2 separate regions of the Homo sapiens genome follow, and region 2 is linked to region 1. A link is an interaction called in ENCODE POLR2A ChIA-PET data of the cell type or tissue named here. Cell type or tissue: CD4-positive, alpha-beta T cell. All regions are shown on one strand. Links, peaks and the distances in the headings refer to the core of each region. The heading gives the core; the rest is flanking DNA. Region 1 overlaps SLAMF1 (signaling lymphocytic activation molecule family member 1). Region 2 overlaps CD84 (CD84 molecule).

Region 1 (4,395 bases), core at 80-4,079:
AGGACACCAGTTAGGTTAGATTAGGGGCCACCCTAATGACCTCATTTTAACTTAATAACCTTTAAAGACCTTGCCTCCAAATACGGTCATATTCTGAGGTCCTTGGGGTTAGAGCTTCAACATAGAAATTTGGGGGAGGGGAGACAAAATTCAGCCCAAAACATCTCCCTAATGACCTCAGTTTTACTCAATTAACTCTGTGAAGACGCTATGTCCAAATAAGGAAATCAACATATGAATTTGGGAAAACACAATTCAACATGTAATAAAAGTAGAGATGCCTCCTCCCCACCCTGCCAGCCTGCAGGGATAGGGGACCAGACCTTCCCTGCCTCAGAACCAGATCACACAGCTGGTTTGTGGCCTGCCCTGCGCAGTATACCAGATTGCCTAAATACTGAAAACAGAATTGTATCAGTACCTTGATTTGTGTTTGCGCATGAATAACGAATACTACCAGTTCTTAAAACACTGCACTTAGTTTGACAAAACATTTACACTCTACATTGTGCTAGGGGCCAGTACACAAAGATAAAAAAGACATGATCCTTGCCTTAAGGCAGAAGACAGCTGTATAAGTAAACAATGATCCGAGATTAGACAGTGTGACGGATGTAAAATGGAAATATATGCAAGGCAACAAACAGGAGGGAATTATTAACACTGTCTCGGGGGATTAGAGAGAGCATCCCAGAGAATGTGACATAAACTGGGTTTTAAAAATAAGTAGAAATTACCCAAGCTGATGAAAGACATTCCAGGCAGAGGGAGGAGCAGATACAGCTGGGTCTTGCTCTGTATTATCTTGTAGGTGATAGGAACTAATAAAGAGTTTTAGATAGAGGAGTGACACCATCAGTCTTGCTTTTCAAAGAGGAACTCCAGTAGTATAGAGAACAGACTGGGGCAGGGAAGTGGGGAAGAAAGAGAAACCAGTTCCTGGGGGCCATTATTGCAGTCATCCATCAAAATGATGGGACCCGAGCCAAAGCAGCAACTGTCAGTTAACAAAGACATTTTTCCTAGGGCATACAAAGGAAAACCCCAGCCTTGGGATGAAAGGGTGGGGTCCGAGGGTTTATTAGAGGTTGCTTTGCCATCTGTCATCAGGACAGTGATTTTAAGACATTTTTCATTTTCATTAATGAAAACCTCACAGCGGTTAATGGTGTGATGAGACGGAATGCAATGTGATGTGAGCACTGAATCTTGACAGGACTCACTTAAGCGAAACTGTGCAAAAACTTATATGTTCCTTGAAATCTTTTTCTTTAGGTGACATTTGTTCAGGTCATGTATTCATCCTTGTTCCAATTGCCATTTCAGTGTGTTAATGTCTATCATAATGAAGCATCTTTATTGCAAAGTCCAATTCTTAGGGTGCTATGAAGTACTCTGGCTAGGTCATGTGAAGCCAGTGGATGTGGGTCAGCTGTGGACAGTGTGTGACTTGCTGCCATCCTCGATGACTGTATTCTGAAATAGATATGGCTGTGCTAGAATGAAGGAATCTAGAAAGGAATGCCCCTGGAAGCTCATCTTGAAGAGAGGATCTTTTTCAGCAGATCAGCAAACCGCTGGCTCAGCACCTCTGAGTTAGCTCAGTGAAAGAAAAGGCTGACGCCTGCCAGTGAGCTCCGGAGGCTTCCCCTTTCTAACAAGGTCATTTCTTCAAATAGGGAGTTCCCATTGTTTCAGAGTCACTTAGATGTTCCAGGCACTAAGACAGGTCTCTCTCTAGGGTCTTCCCAATTTAGCGAGCGTAAAAACAATGGTGGAAAGGAAAAACCTGGAAACTTTGCACAGCCCAGAGCCTGGTCATGGGCCACACCCGCTATAAGGGAAGCTGAGACACATAGCTCCTAGCTGAGCAGCTACATGCCCAGAAAAGACTCGTATTACCACGAAAGCATGAGCGCAATCTCACTGGAGCTAGTAGCCTCTGCAATGCTGGGTGGGATAGGCAGGTTGTAAGTGATTTTTCTGGAAGCTGTGAACTCCGTAAAAATGTTTACTTGGATGGTCCCAGAACTTAAATTAGTATATGGTTCATGAGGATCCTTCCCCACCCCCAGTTCTGAATGGAAACTGCCACGAACAAGAATGTATCTCTTGAAGATGGCAGCCTTTGCTGACAGAACCACATGAAAGGCAGGAAGGAGATCCGGCACGCTCCCACCGTTACGCTAACGTCGCAGTATCTCCTAGGTGAACTGCATTTGTTTCTCAGATTCTTTTTAGTTTTCTTTTTCATCTTCCCTAAAAAAAATATTAATAATAAGATTTTGGGACTTGAGAAGAGAGAGAGAGAGAGAGACACGCTTCTGTGTTTCTGTGACAACACTTTCAGAGACAAGAAAAAAAACGCCCTCTGGCTTTTTCCTTGGATGTGTGACTGTCTGCCAAGTTATCACGTTTAAACCACAGACAATAGGTGGAGAGGGCCCAGGGTGGAGACTCGAGCAAAGCACTCTTCCCAAATGGCATGTGAGTTATTGACCAGCCTGCTCGGCCGCCTCTAAGAGCCTCGGGAGTAGGGGGAGTTCCAAACCTCTGGTTCAGAAATGTTCAGGTAGCATTTCTTTGTGAATGAAGGAGTCAGGAGCTTCTAGACCCCAAGACAACTTTGATTTCTCAGCATCACCATCCAGAGAGGCCTCACTACATGACTGAGCAAAGAGAAGAAGAGCTGGAGCTTCTGCCACAGGAAATGGTGGTTTGAAAATGGGAGCACAGGTGAAGCGCCGATGGCACAGACACACACTTGCCTCCTGGCTCCATCTTGTTATTGTAAAGTATAAGCCAAGTGGGTCACTTCTCCTTCCCTTTGATTCCTGCCTTGGGCCATTCAGCAGGTGACCCTGCATTCCTTCTGGTAATTTTTAAACAGAAAGCTACGTGACAGTCTTTTTCTAGATCCATTTTTGTGGACTCTCATTTAATTTAACTTAGTTCATCGAGTGCATATTGAGTGCCCTCCTGCCCTATATTGTTTCCGGTGGAATGGAGGATACAAATAAAGAATAAGGTACAGGGCCTACCTTCATGGAATTTGCAATCAAAGTGGGACTTCTACATCTTACTAGCTAGAAAAATATAATATTTAAAGAAACATATTATAATCAAGGAACTGCTACTAGAATTCCTCTTTGAAAAGGAATTGTATTTGTTTATGATAGTACCTTAATAAATGCTAGAAGGCAGGTGGAGACCCCCCAGGAATCTGGGTGTGGGTTGGATGGTTCTGTATGAGAATGGAGGAAGATGATACTTGTGCAGAAATGGGAAGAGAAAGAGAGAGTCTGAACCTGCTAGGTGGTGAAAGCTGCCTGGTTCACAATGGAATTTGCTCCCTGGGACCCTTCAATCTTCAGCAGAGAACTTAAACCCACAAAATTATTGGTGTAAGTTTTTAAAAAAAAGTTTTTTTGGTTTGTTTGTGGAAACTGATTGTATTAGTCCGCTCTCATCCTGCCAATAAAGACATACCTGAGACTGGGTGATTTATAAAGGAAAGAGGTTTAATTGGCTCATAGTTCCACATGGCTGGAGAGGCCTCACAATCATGGTTGAAGGCGAATGAGGAGCAAAATCATGTCTTACGTGGCAGCAGGCAAGAGAGTTTGTGCAGGGGAGCTCCCATTTATAAAACCATCAGATCTTGTGAGACTTATTCACTCCCATGAGAACAACATGGGGGAAACCACCCCATGATTCAATTATCTCCACCTGGCCCCACCCTTGACACATGGGGATTATTACAATTCAAGGTGAGATTTGGGTGGGGGCGTGGCCAAACCATATCACTGATGAAGTGACTAAACCTTGCACCCAAGGAAGCACAGAGTAGAGCAAGCAGAGTTATAGGAGCAAAGACTTAGAGAACCATGAGGAAATTACTCCCAGAAATTACAGAAATCATGTGCAGCTTGACCTGAACAAACTGTAATAGTAGCACTTTTTTCATACTTATCCAAATTTCTAAGAGCATGGGGTCTCTGACATTTGATTTCCATGTAAATATAATTAAAGAATAGCAACAAATGGATGAGCACCAAGTATAAAAATACTTGGGCCTACTATACAGGTAGGGAAACTAAGCCATAAGTAAAGAACAGATGGGACTGAAGCATCTCTGGACACTGGTGAAGAGACTCCTTTGGACTTAAGATCAAACTCATTTTCTTGTCTTTCCAATCAATCAACAAGAATTTACTGAGACTCTATTATGTACTGAGTACTAAGAGAGCTGTTAAAGTAGTGTAAGAGATGGTCTCTGGCCTCCTAGAACCTAGCAACTATTTGGAGAATTGAGGCTAGCAGAAGTAATTGACACTTACTGACCACATGATGGATTCCAGATATTGCTCTAGGCACTTTCCATACATTACTATA
Region 2 (4,395 bases), core at 285-4,284, 62 kb after region 1:
ATATATTGATGAACAATTGAATTCTAGCAGATGCCTCTTTATTTCTTGCCTTTCTTTGTGTTATCATCAAATCCAGCCCTTCCTTTCCATTCCCATTATCGTCCCCTGGTTCATGCCCAGAAGACTACAGTATCCCTAAATGGCCTCTCTGATGCAGCCTCTCCTTCCTGTTTTCCTCCCCACACATCATTACTACATTACAATGACTAAAACATTATTTTAATCTTCACTCGCAAAAACCTTAATAGTTCCCCTCTGCCTCTGATGGAGACCTCAAACTCAAGGCTGTCTCAAATCTAAACCTAATTTGTATCTCCAGCTGTACCTCTCCCCACTCTGATATGCAAATCTATATTCATCCAATTAACATCACAGGTTCTGCTTCTAAACTTTTGTTCAGGATCCGAGGACTTGAGACACCCCTCCTTTCCCTTTCCATCAAGTAGAATTCTATTCAGCCTTCAAAATCCTCCTCAAATTCTACTTTCTTTGAGATGTTTTTTCTAACCACTACAGCTCAGCAATCCCTCCCTTCTTAGAATTCCTACCGTAATCACTGTTTCTACCATTCACTTGAATTTATTATTCACTATCTCATATTGCAAAGGAGAATTGTGTGTGTGCGTGCGTGCGTGCGTGCGTGTGTGTGTGTGTGTGTGTGTGTATCTTATTTCCCTAACCGGGTATCAAATTCCCCCCGAAAGGCAGAGAATCTGTCTTTGCCATAGACTAGCATAGTGCATTTCATGGTAAGTCCTCAAGATGTTTTTGTGCCACAAGTTATCTCTGAAATTAGATTTTACTAAGGTCACTTCCAGTGATAACATAATGTTAGAGTCCCTTTAGCACCCAGAAAAATAAATATTGGGATTGATTGATATGGACACTCTTTCTTTTAAATCTTAAAATCTTTTAAGAGCAGAATAAAGTCTATCCAGGGTACCTGAAACTGTCCCTCCAGGCTTTACTTGAATTAGCCCTTAAAAATGGCTTTTGATATATGCTCCAGTATGGCCCCGGCATCACCAACGCCATCATAAGGGTGGCCTAGGGCAGGCCCAAAGGGCATGTACCAATTGTTGAAGTGATGATAAAGAACATACGATGAATGTTAATATATCAGTATCAACTCCAGAAATAACTAACATTTATTTTACCTTGATGATCAGCAAAGCATTTCTACTCATATTACATCATTTGCTGCTCACCAAACAGGACAAATAGCATAATTATTATTTTCATTCTATGGATGAAGAAACTGAGGTTCAGAAAGGTTTTGTGACCTGTAATCCCAGCATTTTGGGAGGCTGAGGCGGGCAGAGCATTTGAGGTCAGGAGTTCAAGATCAGCCTGGCCAACATGGTGAAACCCCGTCTCTACTAAAAATACAAAAACTAGCTAGCCGTGATGGCATGCACCTGTAATCCCAGCTACTTGGGTGGCTGAGGCAGGAGAACTGCCTGAACCCGGGAGGTGGAGGTTGCAGTGAGCCAAGATCACTCCACTGCACTCCAGCGTGGGTGACAGTGAGAGAGTGAGACTTTGTCTAAAAATAAATAAATAAATAAGAAAGGTTTTGTGACCTCGTTAAGGTTGTCCAGTTCATAAGTAGAAGTACTTGCACCTACACCTTCTGCCTCCCTATCTTTCCACTGCATGCAATGGTTTTGCAGCTGCTTCTCTCAGAGCACAGTTGGAGTGTTTGAAGGTGGCAGAATCTTCATCTTAAACATGTGCAACCCCTTTGCCTTTTCCAGCAAGCAAAGTATTCTTGCCAACAACACCAGCAGCACAAATAACAGCTTCCCCCAGCTTTGCCTACCCACCACCCCCACTGCCTGATTGCTCTTTGATACCCCACCAACACTTCCTGAATGACTTGCTACAGGAGATGAGACATACTTTTAAAACTGCACCACACACCAACCACTGTGGCTGCTCAACGGCCCTAATATTAAGAAGGTCTCAGCCTTAACAATCTACCTACATACTTCCTGGGGTTTAGTGAGAGAACCCAGCAAAATTACGAGTCTGTGGAATCTATGTTCTGTCTCTCTCCTCACACCTAATCTCAATCCACAGAGTGGTGTGGCAATTAAGCACTAGGGCCTGACTTCAAAAAAGACTTGAGACGTGGGAGATCTGAGACCAGGACTGGCTAGATAATTTGCGAGGCCCAGTGCAAAACGAAAATGGAGGGCCCCTTGTTTAAATAGTATGTAGAATTTAAAGGTGGCAACGCAGCCTTAAGTCCAGTTCAGGGTCCTTTTGAATTCAGGGTTCTGTGCAACTGCATAGATCACATGCCCATGCCTGGACCATCCAGGGATTCACGCTGGGACACTCCAAATACCCCTCTCCTAGAACCCGTCAGCCCAGAAAAACAGTTTATCTGGGAAGAATTAATGTTCTTAAATTTTGGCAAACTATGACTCTTACCACCAAAGGCAGCATTAGCCTCTTTCTGACCCGCTACCCCAATGGCTTATTTCTATTGCTTTTACCATTTAGCACTCATCGTGTTGTATTGTCTTTCACTTGTGACCACATCTGTCTTATTTTCTAGGCTGTGAGCTCCTCAGGGCTGCAACGATGTCCTGTTTATCCCTGTGTCCCTAACACAGCATCTGACACATAATTAGCAGTTAATAAATGTTTGCAGATAAGGGTTCCCAATTTCCCCCTTCCTACTCCCACTCCACATACTCCCCACCCTGTTGTATCTTCTGTACTTAGCCAACCCCCAACTAAATCCTCAGGCCTTGTCCCGGATACTGCTCCTACGGGAAAATCTCTGTTGGTCAGAAAGGAAAGAGCTTTACATCAGCTGTTCCTGGGGCTCTTTCAGTGGTTGCTGAGCTGAAGAGCAAGGGTAGCCATAGTGAGACAACACCATCAGGTTAAGAAATCGCTTTTTTTGTGCCACTTTCAAGGGACGTGTATACTTTATGATCCTTATTCTTCCGTATACCAAGCCTTGGATAAACTTTAGGGTCAACCTGAACCCACTTATGTGGAAAACTGATGTCTGGTCATCAGAGCCTACATGCAACCAGTACACACCAGAACCGCTCAACTAGTTTGTTTATGGCTAACACCCTTTCTGATTGGTCAAGGCCCACGTCATATTGGTTATTAAATACTTTGGATATCATCTATGCTTGCCCCAAACAGTGTTTCTCACTAAAGAGCCCTCATTGAGAATTATAGGATAATGAAGAAGAGGAGGAGAAAGAGCAGAAAAATAATGTCTTGAAGTTACATTGTCTCTCATTTTACAAACTATATATTAAATCAGTTTATCTTCAAAAGTGATAGAGGAGAGAAAAGGGAGGAGAAAATAAGCTTTTCATCTTCCCATGTTACATTTTAAAAGTATTCATCCTTAAGTTTTCACTAGGAAATGTTCCCTCGATTCCCAGAACAGATCAAGTCCCCTTGCTGGTCTCTCTCAAATCACCATAATGCTTACATATTTTGTGCCTATCCATTTGTTTCTATGGTTATCTGATCAACATTGGTATCTTCCTCTGATTGTAAGTCTCAAAGAGCAAGAATTATATCTGTTTCTTCTCGCCGTTGTATCCTCAGCTCCTCGTATCTTGTTTAAAAGAGTAGATGTCCAACAAACACTTACATTATAAATTAAATTAACAAATACCCACCATAGTATCTGGAGCAAAACTGATCCTGAATAAATACATGCAACCATTCACAAATGTATGAATGAATAAACGAAACTTGCTTACTTCAGAAGTTGTTCCAAGAGAGTCTAGGAAACTCATGAGTAAATTCTATCAATTAATTCCACAAATATTTATTAAGCCCCTTCTCTGTGTTAGGCACTCTTCTAGAGACTAGGAATATGGAAGTAAACAGAAAAATATCCCTAAAAATCACCAACTTAGGGAATATTTTCTCCAGAGACTCCAAAGCACTCTCTGCTTCTATCTTCCAAGAAAAGAGACAAAAGTGTTACTTGCTTTTTACAGAGATCACAGGAAAATAAAAAGCAATGACCCAAGAGTCCATCAGCCAAGATATTCCAGGTTCTTGTTCTAGCTCTTCCACCACTTGGCAATATGATCTTGGGAAAGAAGTGCACCTAATATCTTAGACTACGTGGAGGCTTATGGCCTTCACCTCTCAAATGCCTTCTAGCTTTCAGAGTCTGTAAGTCTAGGTAAAAATATTTTTAACAAAATGGATCTCTAGTGAGAAACTTAGTTTTTGAATGAGAATGCGTTAGAAAATTTAGTTGTCATAACATATTAAATACACCTAGAGTAGAATGCCAAAAAAAAAAAAAGGCATCCTCAAGAAACTGGGTGAACTGCATTTGTGGCAGCTCCTCAGGGAGCTCCAAGGCCAAAAAGATTAGGAAGTGAAAAAGCT

What was found. Peaks named below come from ENCODE experiments on the same cell type or tissue, not always from the same donor. Only the 100,000 strongest peaks of a DNase experiment are listed, where the experiment ranks them.
Region 2: POLR2A ChIA-PET joins it to region 1 with 5 read pairs; 7 of 35 experiments call an interaction of 5 or more read pairs at or near these places.

The regions. Positions count from the first base shown.
Region 1 is chr1:160,627,226-160,631,620 of GRCh38, reverse strand. The region is part of intron 3 of SLAMF1 (signaling lymphocytic activation molecule family member 1); the gene reads left to right. Among named protein-coding and RNA genes, the nearest start is that of SLAMF1, 18 kb to the left of the region's middle. RefSeq lists enhancers at 1,872-1,961, 4,272-4,321. In CD4-positive, alpha-beta T cell, for the core only: no CTCF peak of the experiment used is centred there; DNase peaks (open chromatin) are centred at 1,620, 2,150, 2,650 and 3,740; H3K4me3 peaks cover 1,245 bases; H3K27ac peaks cover 4,000 bases.
Region 2 is chr1:160,565,787-160,570,181 of GRCh38, reverse strand. All of the region lies in intron 1 of CD84 (CD84 molecule), which reads left to right. All of the region lies in intron 1 of CD84-AS1 (CD84 antisense RNA 1), which reads right to left. Among named protein-coding and RNA genes, the nearest start is that of CD84, 12 kb to the left of the region's middle. In CD4-positive, alpha-beta T cell, for the core only: no CTCF peak of the experiment used is centred there; a DNase peak (open chromatin) is centred at 1,871; H3K4me3 peaks cover 895 bases; H3K27ac peaks cover 3,893 bases.